Linked DNA regions of Mus musculus: region 2 is linked to region 1. A link is a loop called in an ENCODE intact Hi-C map of the cell type or tissue named here. Cell type or tissue: heart. All regions are shown on one strand. Links, peaks and the distances in the headings refer to the core of each region. The heading gives the core; the rest is flanking DNA.

Region 1 (8,330 bases), core at 76-8,075:
GCTATGGGATGGCACGACTTTCCTTTCCAAGGCACCAGCTTTACTATTCAGGCCAACTTCATCGGCTGACTTGAGCTGCAGGTGGGTAGACACAGCTGCTGAGAGCTCTGAGCACCAACCTTAAGAGACATACAGGCAAAGAGACCGTATTTTTATCAAAAAATATAGATGCTAAGGGGGTGGCATTCCCTCATAGGTGGGCTTGGAAGTGGGTGTGAACCTCTCTGCTGATCACTGGTTGTGTGTCCCTGGGTGAGTTCCTTGGCACATCTCAGAAGCAAACCTTCTTGTGGAACCAAGTAATGACTTTGTAGCACAGGCCAAGCTACAAATTCGGCTCCTACTGATTTTTGCTTTTCTTTCTCCACTTCCTGCCCTCAGCTTAGCTCCGCCTCTTTCAGCCCAGTTCACCTACTGCTCCTGAACTTTTCAAACACTTGGCAGACTCAGAGCTTAGTGGGCAAGCACAGCTCACCCATCTCAAAGGAGGCAGGTCAGGAGGCGGAAATGAGTAGCTTGCTTCTGAAGCCAGAAAGAGTTCCTGTTGCAGGTCCCCATTTCCTCCTTGAGTGACTTTGACTCAGCCGTGTGATCTCAGATATTCTCAATCTTGTCACCTGCAAAGTGGGGATTTCAAGAGAACCTTCCTTGAAGGCCACATCTGACACAGAATCTCCAACTTAAAAAAAAAAAGCGTAATCCCTCCCACGGGGGGGGGGGCGGGGGGGATCTGGAAAGGGGAGCAGCCCTGCTCTTGGCTCTAGCACCTCCTTTTTGGTTTTGTTTTTGTTTTCCTCCAAGAAATAAGATTTCAACTTGACAAAAAACAAAAACAAAAACCTCCCAAGCAGCATGGCTCCCTGATCAGTTCTCAGCATGCATGTCTGTGAGGGGTTGCAAGGTCTGTCAGGAAGAAATGCGCTGGACTGGGCGTGGTGTTCTGACAGCCAGCTCTAACTTGGAGTGAGTTCGGAGATGTTCCATCCCATGCAAGCCAAGGAGGCACCTGCACCTGCACCTGCACCTGCACCTGCACCTGCACCTGCACCTGCACCTGCACCTGCACCTGCACCACCCCACCACCCCTGCTGCTGGCACCCACTGCTGTAGAACCAATTCCCTCACCCTGATCCAGAGGTTATAGGGTCACCATCTTTCACTGTGTGGGCATAGAGCATTCAGGGCCGTTTCATTCTCTCATGGGACTTTGTGTCAGTGGTTGATTGTTCAGGGCACCGGAAGTTCTCATTGCACAGAGCACCGGAAATTCTCATCAATGTGAATCGCAGAGGCAGGAGTAGTTCCCAGGTGGGGCGAAACTCAAAGTTTCAGAAACTACGAAGAGGTGACAGCTCCTCGGCCACACATTACAGAGCAAAAGAAATAGCAAGGTTCTCAGGTACTTGTGTCTGGGTGGGGGAGGGGACTGGCTCACGTTATAAAAAGACCCTGAGGTTGAGAGAACTTTATAGCCATCCTCAAAAACACCCGAACTCCTGAGGTCACCACAATGACATCCCTTCTGCTTGCAGAATGCACTGCTTCCACCCACTTATGAAATGTGACAATATTGAGTCTAGAGGGAGATGAAGCTCCTTAGAAAATGTTCTTTGGAAGAGTGCGAAGTCAAAGGAACAGTTGTCTGCGGTCACACTCTCAGTGTGCCATGCAGAAACCCGGGAGAGGGGTCCTGGTAGATCCTTCTCTCCATCAAGAAGAATGGAATCCTCTGAGCATCATCACTCTACAGCACTTGGGAACACCCTCCTCAGGACCCAGTTTTTTTCTAGAAGAGGGTCCATAATCCTTTTTCCTTTCAGCTTTTACCTCAGTTCCCGGAACTTTTGAATCTGCCCTCTTTGAGGTCCTTCCGTCTTCACAGGAATTGGCTCTTGCTAGGCCTTGAAGTGAAGGACAATAATCCTCCTTCCTCAGGAGGCTAAGAAAAAAATTCAAAATTTGAAGCCAGCCTGGACAACTTACTGAGACCCTATCTCATGATAAGAACTAAAAAAGAGGACTTGGTAGACAGCTGAGCGGTAGAGCTCTTAGCTCTCAGTGCTTGAGGTCATAAGTTTGGATCCCCAATACTGCTGAACCAACAGCTTCTTCTCCACCACCCCCAGCTTCAATTTAGATTGGCCTGGCCCTGCCCTTCCCAGGCTGGGTGGGTCCATGGCCCTGGAGATGTAATGAGGTCCGGGAGACCCTTTCTTTAACATGGAAGAAAGATGAATGATAGTCTCGCCCTCATGGAATTTTGTGCAGACAGAATGGGAGTGGGAGACTGTTGGGTCCAGGATCCAGTTGACCTGTCCTGAGGCCTGTAGGCCTTCCTTTGGATGAGCTTCTCTGGAACAGGCTTCTTCTCATAGCTGAGTTCCTCCCCCAGCATGCTCACTGTCGCAGTAAATATTTCATCCCAACTGGAGGTTTCTACCCCACCTCAGATCATTCAGTTCACAGATAAAACGCACAACGCTTTTATATTTGTAATAAGCCTTAGATGGCACTGGAGCAGGGCAGATATCAACCCCCTATGCTATTTTGTCTACTTCCCTATCAATAATCATGACTTGCCATGTTCTGCCTGGGCTGCTCCCTATTGGCCAGCTCTCACGATCCCTTACCCAATAGCACTCTTCAAACTGGGGGATCAAAGGCTCCTTTCATTCTGGATGGCTCCTGTCACTCAGGATCCACACAGGTGGTGCTGCCTCCAACAGAATTCTCTTGAATCTCGTATGGGTTAGCTACGAATCTTAAGGACGTGGATTTCATCCTCCAAAGGCTGTGTCCATAATCTCTGAAGTATGTTTTAGAACAGGGTTTTTACAGCCTAGTCTGGCCTGGCTAAGAAGGTTTACTAACTTCAAGCATCTTTCAAACTTTCCATGTCCTTAACAAGAGTTTTATGGTGATGCCTAGATAGTTTGTACTCTGACATCATTCCTGACTTTGAGAATACTTTTACAAGCCGAAGAGACTCTTCTCTGTCTGTTGTACTTCCTCCAAAATGTGCCTGAGAATTTATTAGCTTCTTCTTCAATGCACTTTCCCAACAATACTGTTAAACACAGCTATAAGATGACAGTTGGGCTATGGGGAGACATCTCCACAGTTAAGAGCTTTAGCTGCTCGTGCATAGAAAGTTCACTTTTAGATCCCACGTGGCAGCTTACAACCAAACGTTTTCCAGTTCCAAGGGGAAATCTAATGCCCCCTTCTGGCCATCAAAGGCACTGCATGCATGTGGTGCGCAAACATATCTGTAGGCAAAACATTTTAACACAAAAAATATTTTAAGTGCTTAAAAGACAAAGGAGACAGTCTATACTTTTTTATATTCTCCCTAAATTCCAACAGATTCATGATTGTTTTCAGTTATCTTTTTTTTGACAAGTATAAAAATATTTTTTTAATTAGGTATTTTCATCGTTTATATTTTCAATGCTATCCCAAAGGTCCCCCATACCCACCCCCCAATCCCCTACCCACCCACTCCCCCTTTTTGGCCCTGGCGTTCCCCTGTACTGGGGCATATAAAGTTTGCAAGTCCAATGGGCCTCTCTTTGCAGTGATGGCCGACTAGGCCATCTTTTGTTACATATGCAGCTAAAGACAAGGGCTCCCGGGTACTGGTTAGTTCATATTGTTGTTCCACCTATAGGGTTGCAGTTCCCTTTAGCTCTTCAGTTATCTTTTTGATGGGTAAAAACCTATTTGAAAAGCAATGTCACCTAAAATAACAATGATAACCACTTATTCTTTCCTATTTGTGGGAAATATAAGAAACAATTTAATTCATTTTTATTTTTGTTTAATACAGGGTGTCGCCATGTAGTCCAGGCTATCCCAGAAACCACACTGTAGCCTAGGCAACCCTCCAGCCACTCTGTGCTGAGTGTTGAGGTTACAGCTATGTGGCTCCATCTCTTTCTGGGAAGTGAGGAGTAGCGACTGGAGCTTGGCTCCCTGGCCCTCCACTTCTCCCTGCCCTTTCAGCTCTCTCCACTGGTCTGCTTGTCTCTGCTATTCCCAGGCTCAACACAGGAAATACCATCTCAGCAATTTGGCAAAGCTAATTGTTTCAGGGATTACAAACCCAGATCCTCCAATAGCTAAGAAAATAGAGCAAACACATGGAGCAGGGTTTGTGTTGCCAGGGCAAACTGAATAGCAGAAGTCCACCTCTGTCAATGGGCAGCTACTGTTATCCAGTGTGTAGAAGTTGTGAATTTCGGAATTCCCTGAACTTATTGCTTCCCTGGTCACTGGGAAATCCAGGTTCCCTGATGAAACCCTGACATTCAAGGGCTGAAACAGTACTGTCCAGGATTGCCTAGTTCTCCTGCTCACAAGGCTTGTCAGTGAAGAAGGCCCATGTGTTATGGCTTAAACCAATGAAAATTGCTTCTCACTCATACCACATGTCATTAAACGTGTGCAGGGTTTGCCTTGTGCCACCTTTTCTTGGGGACACAAGATGTGGCCCTGTGATTTTTTTTTTAGACTTGTGTTTTGTTTTGTTTTGTTTTGTTTTTCTCATCTCCTCCTATACCCACCCCTTCTTCCCAAGCTGCGGAAATGGAAGCATGGTTAGGTTTGTTCTGCCTCATGAAGCATCCCCAGAAGTGACTGATACTCCCTTGGCTCAATGTGTAACTGGATAAAGCAAGACACAGAGCCACACCCAGTTCTGTAGGGTGAGCCTTCCTATGTACCAGCAAAGACGTTGGGACTCAGGCGAGACCAAAAATGCCAGCACAGGGCCAGATAGCACCCAAAACATTGCTCAGACCAAAGCAGATAATCAACACCGAGCTTCTACATCTAGGTTCTGGGAGATAAACACCTGTGTTTGGCTGTCTCTGTCCTCTGTGGGATTGTGTCTGTGTCCCTCCTGCAGGTCCCTGAGCCCAACTTGTCAGGGCACATGGATGGACAGGCAAATCTGCTTCCTCTTGCTGCTGTGTGAGGATGGCTGATCCATGATCTCAGGGCATGCTCTGCACTGTAGGACCTGTCACAGCTTTCCTGGCCTCTGACCACTGGACACCAGCAGTGTCCCCAGTGTGATAGTGACACCAAAATAATCTCCAAACATTACCTCATTCCTCTAGGGTGTCTAATATCTACTGGAGTCGGAAAAGACCCTCCAGGCTTCGAGGTTCTGGAGTTTTCTCCCTTACTCCATCATCTGCCCTCTGTGTGTGCATCTATTTGTCAGTGTGTGTGTGTGTGTGTGTGTGTGTGTGTGTGTGTGTGTGTGTGCACGTGTGCCTGGCTCTCTCTGCAACTCCCCCTTTCTCCCTCCCTTTACTCTCCTTCCTACTTCTTTCTCATGGTGACGATAGGGACCACACTCATGACCTTGTACGGGCTTGGCCAGTCCTCAGCACTGAGCTTCATCTCCAGCATTCCCAACCCCAATTTCGGTTAGCTTGGATCTTACCTTGCCAGGCTACGTGAGCCCATGGCCATGGAGATGTGGTGAGGGCCCGAGATTCCCCCTTTAACATGGAAGGAACGTGGGCCGTCTTCTTTCCTTCATGGGGATTTATCCAGAAAGCCTGGGAATATGAGAATATTAAATCTGTGATCTTGTGTGATCTCACTGGAGGCTTGTGGGCCTCCTTGGGGTGATCTCTCTTTCAAATAAAAGTTGTTTTGTGGGTTCCTGTCAGACATCCATGGTCAAGGACTGTGTTGATCACTGGGGTATTTGTAGTCGTTGTCCACTGGGTGCTAAGTGTGTGCCTGACAGCACCAGAGAATGTATATCCAGGTGACAAAACAGAGCTTCAGGAAAGTGGAGGATTGCATCATGTGGGAAGTGGTGGACTGCGCCATGCTGGAACTAGGTGACTGTGCTATGCTAGAAGTGAGGGACTGTATCATTCTGTAAGAGGGAAACTGCGCCATGCTGGAAGTGGGGACTCTGCTGTACTGGAGGTGAGAGCGTGGGCCAGTATACTATCTGTCCAGGGTAACACCTCTTTCTGTTAAAATGACAATGCCATCCAATTGGATGGAGTGTGGATGGGAAAATCTGTGCTGAGAGGTCCAGAGGGCTGGCTCAGCCCACCACACACAGAAAACCACTGCAGAGCCCAGACTTACAACATGATTACAGTCGGTGCAACAATCACTTGTTCATTGTGGAGTTACCATGTTTTGAGGACTCTGCTAGGGATGTAAGTGAACTCTCTCTTTCAGTCCCACAAAAGCACCCTATGAACTTTGGATGTCACCACCCTCCCGTACCCTAGATGCACACAGCGCAGAGAGGGCGCATGCCTCATCGCTCGCTGCTAGACAGCAGTGCCATGGATCCCTGGTTCCAAGCCAGCTGCCCGCCTCTCCAGGCTCTTCAGATGCTCTGTGATGTAGAGGGGCCTCTGGGACACTGTGTGCAGACCCATCTCTCTTCTATCAATCTTCCTGCCACCCAACATGAGGAGAATTCCAGGAACCCTCCGATTGCTCCAGCACCAGCTGCAGGCTCAGCAGGCAAAGGTCCTCAAGCCGGCCCTCCTGCCAGCCTGGCCACACTTCTTCTGACATTTGATTTCTTGCTTTGCAAACTCCATGTTGGCCCAGGAGGTGGTTGCCAAGGCACATAAACTAGGTGCTGGGTAAAATACAGCACTTGTTCCACTGGAAATTGATGGTAGCAGGCAGTCACCCCACCCTGGCTGGCCTCTCCTCCTGGGCTGTCGCCACCCAGGCAGGACTCATACTGCCACCAGCAGAAGAATATAACTGTGTGACATCTGCAAGGAGGGAAAGAACCATGGGCCTGAGTGGCCTGCCCAGGTGATAAGTGGGTTTCCTCGGCACACACACACACAAACAGTTTACAGTCCTGGAATACTGTATTTGATGGTCATATCTGTGCTCACTCCTGGGACTCCAGGAGCTGAGAGAAGCCAGTCTCGCAGTGGCTGTTGGAACCTCAGATCAGCTCCTTTCGCCCTTACAGACTGTTTTATTTTTATGTTGTTGCTATTAAAGGGATAGAGAGGAACAAAGGAGACTGGTTTAACTCGTGAGACCAAAGTTGCTTGGAAAGGGACATTTCTATGCCTTGATTCGACACCAGTTTATTGAGAACCCACTATGTGACAAATGGCTCACTATTGGGTTTACATAATTGTGATAGTTTGAATTAAAATGGCCCCCACAGACTCATAGGGAGTGGCATTATTGTAGGTTTGGTCTTGCTCGAGGAAGTGTGTCACTGGGGGTAGGCTTTGAGGTTTCAGAAGATCAAGCCAAGTCACCCTCTTCCTGAAGCCTGCCAATTCAGGCGTATAACTCTAATCTACTTCTCTAGCGTCATGTGTGTCTGTGTGCTGCCATGCTTCCCACCGTGACAATATGGACTAAACCTCTGAACTGTAAGCCAGCACCAATTAAATGTTTGCCTCTATAAGAGTTGCCATGGTTAAAGTGTCTCTTCACAGCAGTAGAATACTGACCAAAACGATCATGACTGTCTGCTATGCGAGGTGTCCTGGCTGGGTGTCTATGACATCACTGTACAATGAGTTACTAGGACAAGGGATAACCCTAGGTTGCTAGGCATGACTGGCTGCTCTCTCACATCAGAGGATCCAAGATGGAAGTCAGCCTGACTTTTTGTTGTTGTTGTTGTTGTTTAACAAAAATCCAAAGCTAACAAACTCATTTTTATTAGGTCGCAAGGCCTGGGGCTCCACATGCAGACATGAACTATGCCCTTAAAACACGGACAATAGACAAATGCACTGGCCTAGGTCTTGGAACCAAGAAGTCAAGGGCTAGACAATCTAGAGACAGTAATCAGGGGGCAAAAAAAATGGGTCCTTTAGTGAAGAGTAGTAGTGGGGATTAGGGAGGGCCAATGGAACTAGGCTAATAGAGCAATGATTCATAAGAATGTCCCATGATTGATGTGTGTTGTTCTCGCTGGTTTAGAAGGATTACCTCAACACTTTATAAACAGAACTCCTACTGCTCAACATGGGAGCTCGGGAAGCTAGCCCACATTCACACCAGAGTCCAGTTAGAGAGACAGAACCATTTCAGATAGCTTAGTCGAAACACAGCAGCAGCCGCTAAAACTCTTAGAACAGGCCCTGGTGTCAAGCACTGGGGCCAGGACCAGGCAGAGGCCCCTGAAGCCAGGAGGGATGTACTACATGGCTGAAATGGAAGTGCTAGGCTGGAGGTGGAGAGGCTGCCCTTTGACACTGCTGAGGTAGAGCTGGGGCCTCTGACAGACCTGCCCCATAAGGCAGAGAAAGGAGAGAGTCAGAGGGGTTGGAGGGAGGAAGGGAGGAAGG
Region 2 (8,330 bases), core at 21-8,020, 490 kb before region 1:
GGTGTGACCTAAGACAGCTGCCTCCTATAGTCCAGTGGAGGTGGCACCCAGCGGTGACTTGGTGTTATCTCGTACCCGAGGTCATCCAGGATGTGTTTTCTCAAATTCAGGAAACAGGGGAAAGAAAGTTTTAACATTGTGTAAACATTGGCACCCCCAAAATCTCCTGCTCCCAGAGAGGGAGATAAAGGAGGCGGCCGGGCAGAGAGGAATGTTTATTTGTTCTGCTGAGCTATGGATCCAAGAGCAGTGGAAATCTTTGGAGGTGCCCGTCCAGTGTAGAAAATGTGAAGGCATCACTCAGCATTGCGCTTCAGAGGCCACACAAAAGAGCCATCTCGAGCTGACAATGAGTAAATGAGGGAAGACCTGAGACCGACCTCTCTTTGATGGGACCAAGGCTATCTCAGTGGGCTCAGAACCTTTCTTCTTAAAGGGGGAGGGGATGGAAGAAAAGAGGAAAGGAAGAAAGGACCCCTGGACTTTTGAAGAGGGGAGGCCGGTTGGGTTTTTGACAGTGCTGATGTGGGGAAATGGCTTTCCTGGCTGATAACATCTGAAACCAAGTTTCTTCGCAAGTTGAACCTTAGCCCGCAGTATCACTCAGAGCAGAGCTTTGTAATTTGTGAGGGGTGGGGTGGGGGGAGGCAGAACACACTCCTGACAGAAGACCGTTATGGTTGTATAGTTTTAGGGGGGCTACTTTTCTGGTGATGGTAAAGATGGGAGCTGGGAAGTAGACAAATTGTGACTCTGAGATCCTGGTGTTGGTCATTTTGAAATTACAAGAATGCCCAATGTTCTATGCTGATACTAATGGGAAAATACCTACTCATGTTCCCCAGATAAATCAACCTTGAAGAGCCCTATTACTATAAAGAGAAATATCAGTTAATTATCATGTAAAAGGAATGCTCTTTCGACATTCTGAAATTTCCTTTTGCTCAGTGGCTTCCCTCTAAACCTAGGAAATGTTTTGTAGTAATACCATTGCTGTCAGGCCTTCCCTCCCGACTGTGGCCTGAAGCCCACGGGCGTCCCCAGGACGAAGTTCAGTGCCACTGAGGACTCGCAACTGGCGGACTGCGAGGAGGAGATCGTCTTGGCCTCTTTTCAGTTTGTGTGATGGTGTCAGAGGCCCTCCTGCAGTACGATGGGGCTTCATTTCTCCAACACTCTCATGCCTTCTTTCATGATGCAGAAGGACTGTGCTTCCATCTGGGAGCCCAGCAAGCAGTGACCGGCTGAGAGGGAGCCTTGAGCAAGCCATGGGCTCACAGAGGGAGTCGGGCAGACAGCTTGCCTTCACTGGGTGGTTATCAGCTCAGCTTGGCAGGGTAACAAGGGTTTCTCCATCTTTCTTTCTTTCTTTCTTTCTTTCTTTCTTTCTTTCTTTCTTTCTTTCTTTCTTTTTTTTTTGTTTTTGTTTTTGTTTTTGTTTTTCGAGAGAGGGTTTTTCTGTATAGCCCTGGCTGTCCTGGAACTCACTTTGTAGACCAGGCTGGCCTCGAACTCAGAAATCCGCCTGCCTCTGCCTCCCCAGTGCTGGGATTAAAGGTGTGCACCACCACACCCGGCTCTCTCCATCTTTCTTTAGAGTGTGCATATTTTCTATTTTTTTAAAATATAGGCCAATTTAAAGAAAAGTGTTAGATGTTATATAGCTCGCATGGGTCTGAGAGAATGCCAGAAGCCCAGGAAACTGAAACTCGGGATTCTGGTTATTACAGAAGATCGTTAATTCTTGGCAGTGGAGTGCCTGTCATAGCACCTAGTGAGTTCCCTGGCTTTATGAGCTCATCATGTGTATAACTGAAATCTCATGTTTCTTTCTCATTTGTTGTTGTGATGAATATTAAGTGGTTAGGGGGGTAATAGGGAAATCGTGTTAGATGAGACAATAGCCTCAGCTTCTGGTAAACTTCCTTGCACCTCCTCTTCGCTCTCTGAGAGGCTTCTCACTGCATGTATGGAGAACAGGAGCCATTGGCTACAATTGAAGTCATGGTAGAGGCTGGGGCGCACTAAAGACACTTTACAAATTATTTCCCTCACATCTGGATCCTATTGGATGGGTCTGCTGTCGTTTGCATGAAGTAGCATGTACACACAGGCATGGTAGTATGATGACTTTTTGAGGCCATGGTCAACTTCAACTCTGTGAGGTCGGGTGTTCCAGACAAGAGACAGAGCTGTTGTGAGTAAGACACTCAGAAATTAGACAACTTTTAGATTAAAAGCCACAGGCTAGCAGCTGCCTGAGATCTGTTTAACCCATAGTATTTCATATTTCTTATGATATTAAAAATGCTAATGGGTTTCCAACATGAACAAAACTAGCAGTGTTCACATTTAATATCCCCCTACCAATGGGCGTTTGTTTGTTTGTTTGTTTGTTTGTCTGTATTTCCGATTTGGCCCTCTTGAACCAGCATGCATGAAGGGCACAGTTTGCAGAGCCATCGTGACCATGTGACAGTCACCTCTGCTTCACACGTTCTCACCTCCTGTCTGCCCGAGAGGGAAATGTAACTCTTGAGCTTGGATTGTGGACTCTACAGAAAGGAAGCTTCCTCTCTGGGCTGGAGGTCTGAAGCCCCTGGTACTGTCTCCCAGGACTGTGCGTGTCAACATCCTAGAGGCATGAGTCAGGGGTTCTTATCCCAGCAGGGACCTTTCACAGTAGGGATATTGTCTCCTGTCTTAGTTTTGCACAGGCCAGACAATTCCATTCTAAGCATGAGAAATAGATTTTAATGAGTTTACTTTAAAAAAAAAAAAAAGTAAGACTTTATTCAAAAGACAGGGGCAACTCTGATGATTTAGGAACAGAGCAAGACCTGACAGGATGCGCATGAAGGCTAGGAGCACGAGAAGCTAAGGTCCTCGACGGCTCGGGTCGCCTCTGAAGACGCTCTCCTGTCTTCCTCATCCTCTCAAGAGTATGACATACCAGATAAAAGAATCAGGGAGGCTTGGCTTGTGCCCTCACAGGGACATGACAGTCCTCTATGGCCGGGAGCAGTGAGAGAAAGGACTTTCATTTCCCATAGGGAATCTGGGTGCTGTTGCTGGACAGAGGATCAGAGGGTGGGTGTTGGCGACAGAAACAATAGATACTCCTGTAGCCCCCCTCAAGCGGGTAATGGGGTCATTAAGGGCATGCTGTAGGGCCAAGTGGGGTGAAGAGGCGGGTCTCCAGTTCCTTGGGTGCTTTGCAGCTCAGCAGCTGCGTCAGACCAGACACAGAAGGCCTGAGCTGTGCGCCTAGAACACAGGAGGACGCTCCAGTTCCGCCAGCCTTTACTTTGGCCAGTTCATTAAAACAAACAAAAACTATTTTTATAAATTCAAAGGAAAACCAGCTTCATTTTCATCTTGTTTTTAGGACTATCTAGATATGTATGACTTGTACACTACCTGACACATATTCATATTTGGGTAAACTAGTGCTTATAAAAAAGTGTTCTAGAACCACTGACTTGAAATTAAAGTAACGTTCCCGGGGTTGGCAAGACAACTCAGCAGATAAAGAGGCTTGCTGCCAAGCCTGATGGCCTGAGTCAGGCTCTGGGGACCCACAGGATAAAAGAGAACCAACCCTCTCAAGTTGTTCTTGGTTCCCACATGCACACTGTGGCACCCATCCGTGCACATAGATGCAGACACCCCAAAACTAAAGAAATAGGTTAAAAAATAAGTAAATGTGGGACTGGAGGGCCGGTTCAGCAGTTAGAGTAGATAGATACTGTTCTTGTAGAGGTACTAAGTTTGTTCTCAGCACCCTCATCAGGCAATTCACAACCTGTAAGTCCTGCTCCCAGGGATCCAGCACCCTCCTTCATTCACGAATACATATCCACACAGGAGCATACACAAGTACACACAGTTTAAAACAAAATAAAAATCTTTAGGAGTTAATAACAGATGGTAACGTTCTCAAATCTTAAGAGACGTTCATTGAGATACACTGCTCCGTCTGATTGTTACACCCTTCCTTGTTCCTGTGCCAGATCTTGATTTGCAGCAAGCAGGGAGAAGGAATGACATGGGTGGGAGTCAGAGTAATGAGTCAACCGTGAGGGTCCAAGCGGGAACAGGGAAAGTCACAGCCTTTTAAACAAACAACTCACAGTGACCAGTCAGCGAAAATCATTCCTAATAATAGCTCATGGTAGGCAGTTCCCTGGAAAAAAAAATGGTTTGGTGTGCTAAGGAAATAGGAGCGAGAAGGCTCGGCGTCTGGACGCGTTTCTTTAGGCGATTCTGCTTTGGAGTTTACCCTGTGTGCCATGTACATTGATTAAACCCAGAATATATGCTGGCCATTTTTGACCATCATTTACCGTATTGATTTGTTAGCAAGGGAACTGTAATAAAAAAGCCATTGATTTACTGTCCTTATTTGCTTATGGGCTTTTTTTATTATTAATTTTTCACTTTTTCTTTCTCTTTTGGGGACCATTTCTTCCAGACAAATGCGGTGCTCCGTGAAGTTAAAAGAGAGGGGCTCCCGGTGGAACAAAGGAGTGAGATTCTGTCTGCCATCCTGGTCCCGCTCACCGTGCGCCAGAACCTGAGGAAGGAGTGGCATGCCAGGTTTGTTCTGCTCAGAGGTGGGGTCTGGTGTCCCTGCCCCAGCTCTGCGCGTCCCGCTCAGAGAACTAAGGTTGAAGACATTCTGAGCTAACGTTAGCTTCCCTGCCCGTGGTAACCGCATCAATTATAACTATTCCCGACGTTGTCCGCATGCATGTACAGGTTCTCCTCTAGTGTGACATTTAGCCTGTAGGCTTGCATCTTGAGCATAATGTAGTGTAAGTACCTGATACCCAAGCGCCCTTTCTGGTCAGCTGTCTGAGGCTAGCTTTGCCCATTCAGTTAGGCAGATGCCTGGGCAGTTCACCGAAGCCCGCTCTGTTACTGCACACGGGCAGAGCGTTTGGAAGTGGTATACTCATCGGCCTGCCTCATTTTTCAGGATTGGCTGAGGAGAGATTCTTTTTGCTTCAGCCTGGTTTCTTTGTGCTTGAAGGTACCCATGGTTAGAAAGCTATCATGATGGAAGGTTCGTGTAAATCACCAGTTCTGACGTCATGTGCTTGCTGGCAAAAGCTAGTAGCGTCTATGTGAAAAATCTGAGACGCGTGGGAGGTCAGAGCCAGCGCCTCGATGTTGGGATTCTCTTGCTTGAGTAGCTGGTCCGCTGAGCTCTCATCCGTCTCCGTGCAGGAGCCAGAGGAGTCAGGAGGTGATACTGGGTGTTGTTCCACAGCCGTATTGGATGCCTAGAAATTCTCTGTGCCTGGGAGTCAAAGAGCATTTTTATTAATAACCATAATATTCTCTAAAACTCCATACTGCAAAATTTACAACAATTGATAGCTTTACTAATAATTATGATCATGAAAAATAGATGTGTTTAAACAGGAATGAAGGCATGAGCAGCATTTTCCAAGAAAGGCATTTTTGTTGGCTCTTGCTTCTCCCCAGGTATCAGAAAGCAGCTTCCTCTGGGCTGTATGATCTCCGTCCCGCATTTAAGGGAAGCATCGTGGTTTTCAGTATCGCCCTTTCTCACAGTGTGTTCACAGTAAACGAATTTTCAACAGCACTGACTGAGGCATGATTTACCGTTTAATTTTTTGCTTTTTTGTGTTACCATTATTACATTTGTATTATATTTTTTTTAAATAGTGAATTATCAGCATTGGGGCATCGGAAAGGTTTTCTTCTCTCTTTTTTGCTCCGTTCTGTCTTCTTCTTGGCGCTACATATTAAATCAGAAAGCAGGGAAGAATGTGTTTCTGTGCTTCCTCTCTCCCATGGTCTTCCCTCGAAAGACAGCCCAGCCCAGAGTGCACGCTCACCAGGAATGGCTGTCTTTTGTTGGGTGCATATAGTTTGTTACCAGTAATTTCCTATGACATCAACTCATTAGACAGTGTGGCCGAGATGGCATGTTTAAATGGAGTCTGGCTTCAGCGTTTCTGGCCCTTTCCTGCTAACAGTTTAATCAGGAGCTGGAGCCAGTGTTGAAGTTGATGTAGTCTAGCATCTGAAACAAAACTTCACAAGTCCTTTGTGGCAGAGGCGGAGGGAAGAAGGGGCTTAGCTGCTGACACTGTGCAGACCCTCTTAAAACCAAACACCTGAAAGAAAATTTCAAGAGGTCGATGTCCTGAGAGCTCCAAAGGCAAAGTGTCCTCAGAGTATTAAATAACCGTCCTCCTCCCCCACCCTCCCGCACCCCCATTTGATGTTTCCCATCTCGGTGCCCTATCTCAAAGCCTCATCCATGTGAGCCGGATAAACAGACGCTCACCATATCCCTCTCTTTCCTCATCAAAGCACTGCCTGGTGTCTGGCACAGGCCGGGCTGTGCGTGGCTGTCCAGCGGGTGGTGGTAAAAGTTATAAAACATCCCAGAGAGTGCCTCTCTTCCTTGCTGCTTGCCGCCTAGGTTTTAAAGATGGGCTTATTGTGTGCTTAGGAATTACACAAAGGAAAACACACACACACACACACTTTAACAGGAAATCATTAGCACTCATCAGAGGCCAAGCAGTAGATTACAGCCTTTTTTACCTTCATCAAAGCTATCGAGGGACCAGTTAGATTAGATAATAGATTTTTTTTTCTTCAGAAAGTTGCGTCCAGATGACTCTAATTAACTTATAACACACATTGGGCTGTACCACTTGAAGAACCCAGTCACTCTGACTCCCACTGGTAGTGACTTCAGTACCAGTTCCCCTGCAAAACCCCTTCCATCAGCAGGTTCATCTGCCATCGTGATCTCCAGAGAACATTTTCAGTGAAACTTGTAACTCAGTCATAAAATATGTGTCCCTCTCTCAGACCCGGAGTGGTGCCATTGTCTGGGGCTCTGCATGTCTGAAACCAAAAGCATATGTTCTCTGTAATTTAGCTCCTTAAGGAAAGTGTCAATTCTGCAGTGACTTGGGGTAACTGAGTTTGTCACAGTGTCACACAAGCCTGCGATTCTAGAGGCACTTCTGAGCGTTGTCGGGTTTCCTTCCCCAAACTCGATAATCTTATAAACAGCCCTCTCCAAATAGGCTTATTAAGGCTGTCCATTCACGTCCCCATCAGGAGCACCGTGTGAATGCCCGGCAAGTGTTAACAGAAGAGGTACCGAATTTCTGAAGATTTGCCTTTGTTTATACAGTCCACTCTGCCTGACGGACAGCTTGTTATAGCTTTTAAAGAACTGGGCAAGCCCTCTGATCTGACCCCTTCTTGACCTCCGCAGCCCAGAGGTCAGTCTGCAGCTAATAAAATCCAAAGCTCTTAGGGTCTACTGTAGGAGCAGGCAGAAAAAGAGCAGCTGCAAGGACTGAATATCCCAGGATCGGCTGCTTTGGGGTCAGTGTCTGATAATGAAAATGATTACCAAATTATATGGAAGTTTAACCGCAATAGTGAGAGAGAGGAGGGTGGAGCCCAGCGTATTAGGTTTGATAAATGAACTGTGAAGAGGCCCATCTGGCTCTCAACATCTTTTCTCCCCCTCTTTCCTTACCAAGGGGAAACATTTTAAAATAACAGCAGTACATATAGACTCAATGACCCATGCACGGAGCTGGAATGGATTAAGATTTAATGGTGGCAGTGGAAGGAATTATCATTTGAAAAGTACACCAAAGAAAAGGTACAGTCCGGTGTCCATGCCTGACTTGTTTTTCTAGATAAAAATCTAAAAGCCAGCACCTTGGCTTATTTTATACATATCCCCAGCATATCACCTGGACTACTGAAAATGCCAAGGTATTGATGGCGTAATTACCCACGTTCAGCTTCAGGGATAAAGGGGCCCCCTTTGCCTTGAACATGTCAGAATGAGCACCAAACATTTTGTTTCTGCTGGCTTGCTCAGTTCCAGTGATGGAGGGTAATGAAAATGCTTTGCAAAAAAAAAAAAAAAAATTAAAAAGTGGAGGCGGGTGTCCATTTCAGTGTCTGACCCTCCCACATGTCACTGCACTGGGTCTGTGTGTGGCTCACGGGCACTGTTGTCTTCCAGCTAAGACCTGGCAGTTTTTCTAGAAGAGTTTGTACCCCAGTATTCATTCCACAAACACACAGTGCCCTGCACCGGGGTGACGCTGGAGACCACACAGCTCTGTTCATGGCCACATCATGACTCTGTCTTCTGAGGCAAGAATGGTTTTCCTCAGCAAGCATCTGTTCGTATATGTTTTGTTATATGTGTTTTGTATGTTAGCTATGTACAAAAACATTGCACGCAATGCTGTGCCTACGACAGTGCAGCCAGTTCCATGGGCACGAAGACATAACAGGTTACT

Evidence for each region. A loop is a pair of places that touch in the nucleus more often than their neighbours do. Peaks named below come from ENCODE experiments on the same cell type or tissue, not always from the same donor. Only the 100,000 strongest peaks of a DNase experiment are listed, where the experiment ranks them.
Region 2: a loop joins it to region 1, with 2.1 times the contacts of the local background. A loop is called at or near these places in 8 of 42 quality-filtered maps.

What each region holds. Positions count from the first base shown.
Region 1 is chr8:92,010,163-92,018,492 of GRCm38, forward strand. Gm36843 (a long non-coding RNA gene) reads left to right here. Exons shown (of 6, transcript XR_879096.1): 5 at 1-81; 6 at 382-698. Among named protein-coding and RNA genes, the nearest start is that of Gm28516, 10 kb to the right of the region's middle. In heart, for the core only: a CTCF peak has its summit at 3,235 (motif pointing left); a DNase peak (open chromatin) is centred at 449; H3K27me3 peaks cover 741 bases.
Region 2 is chr8:91,518,298-91,526,627 of GRCm38, forward strand. Fto (fat mass and obesity associated) reads left to right here. Exons shown (of 9, transcript NM_011936.2): 8 at 4,475-4,599. Among named protein-coding and RNA genes, the nearest start is that of 4831440D22Rik, 55 kb to the left of the region's middle. In heart, for the core only: no CTCF peak of the experiment used is centred there; a DNase peak (open chromatin) is centred at 4,094; H3K27ac peaks cover 407 bases.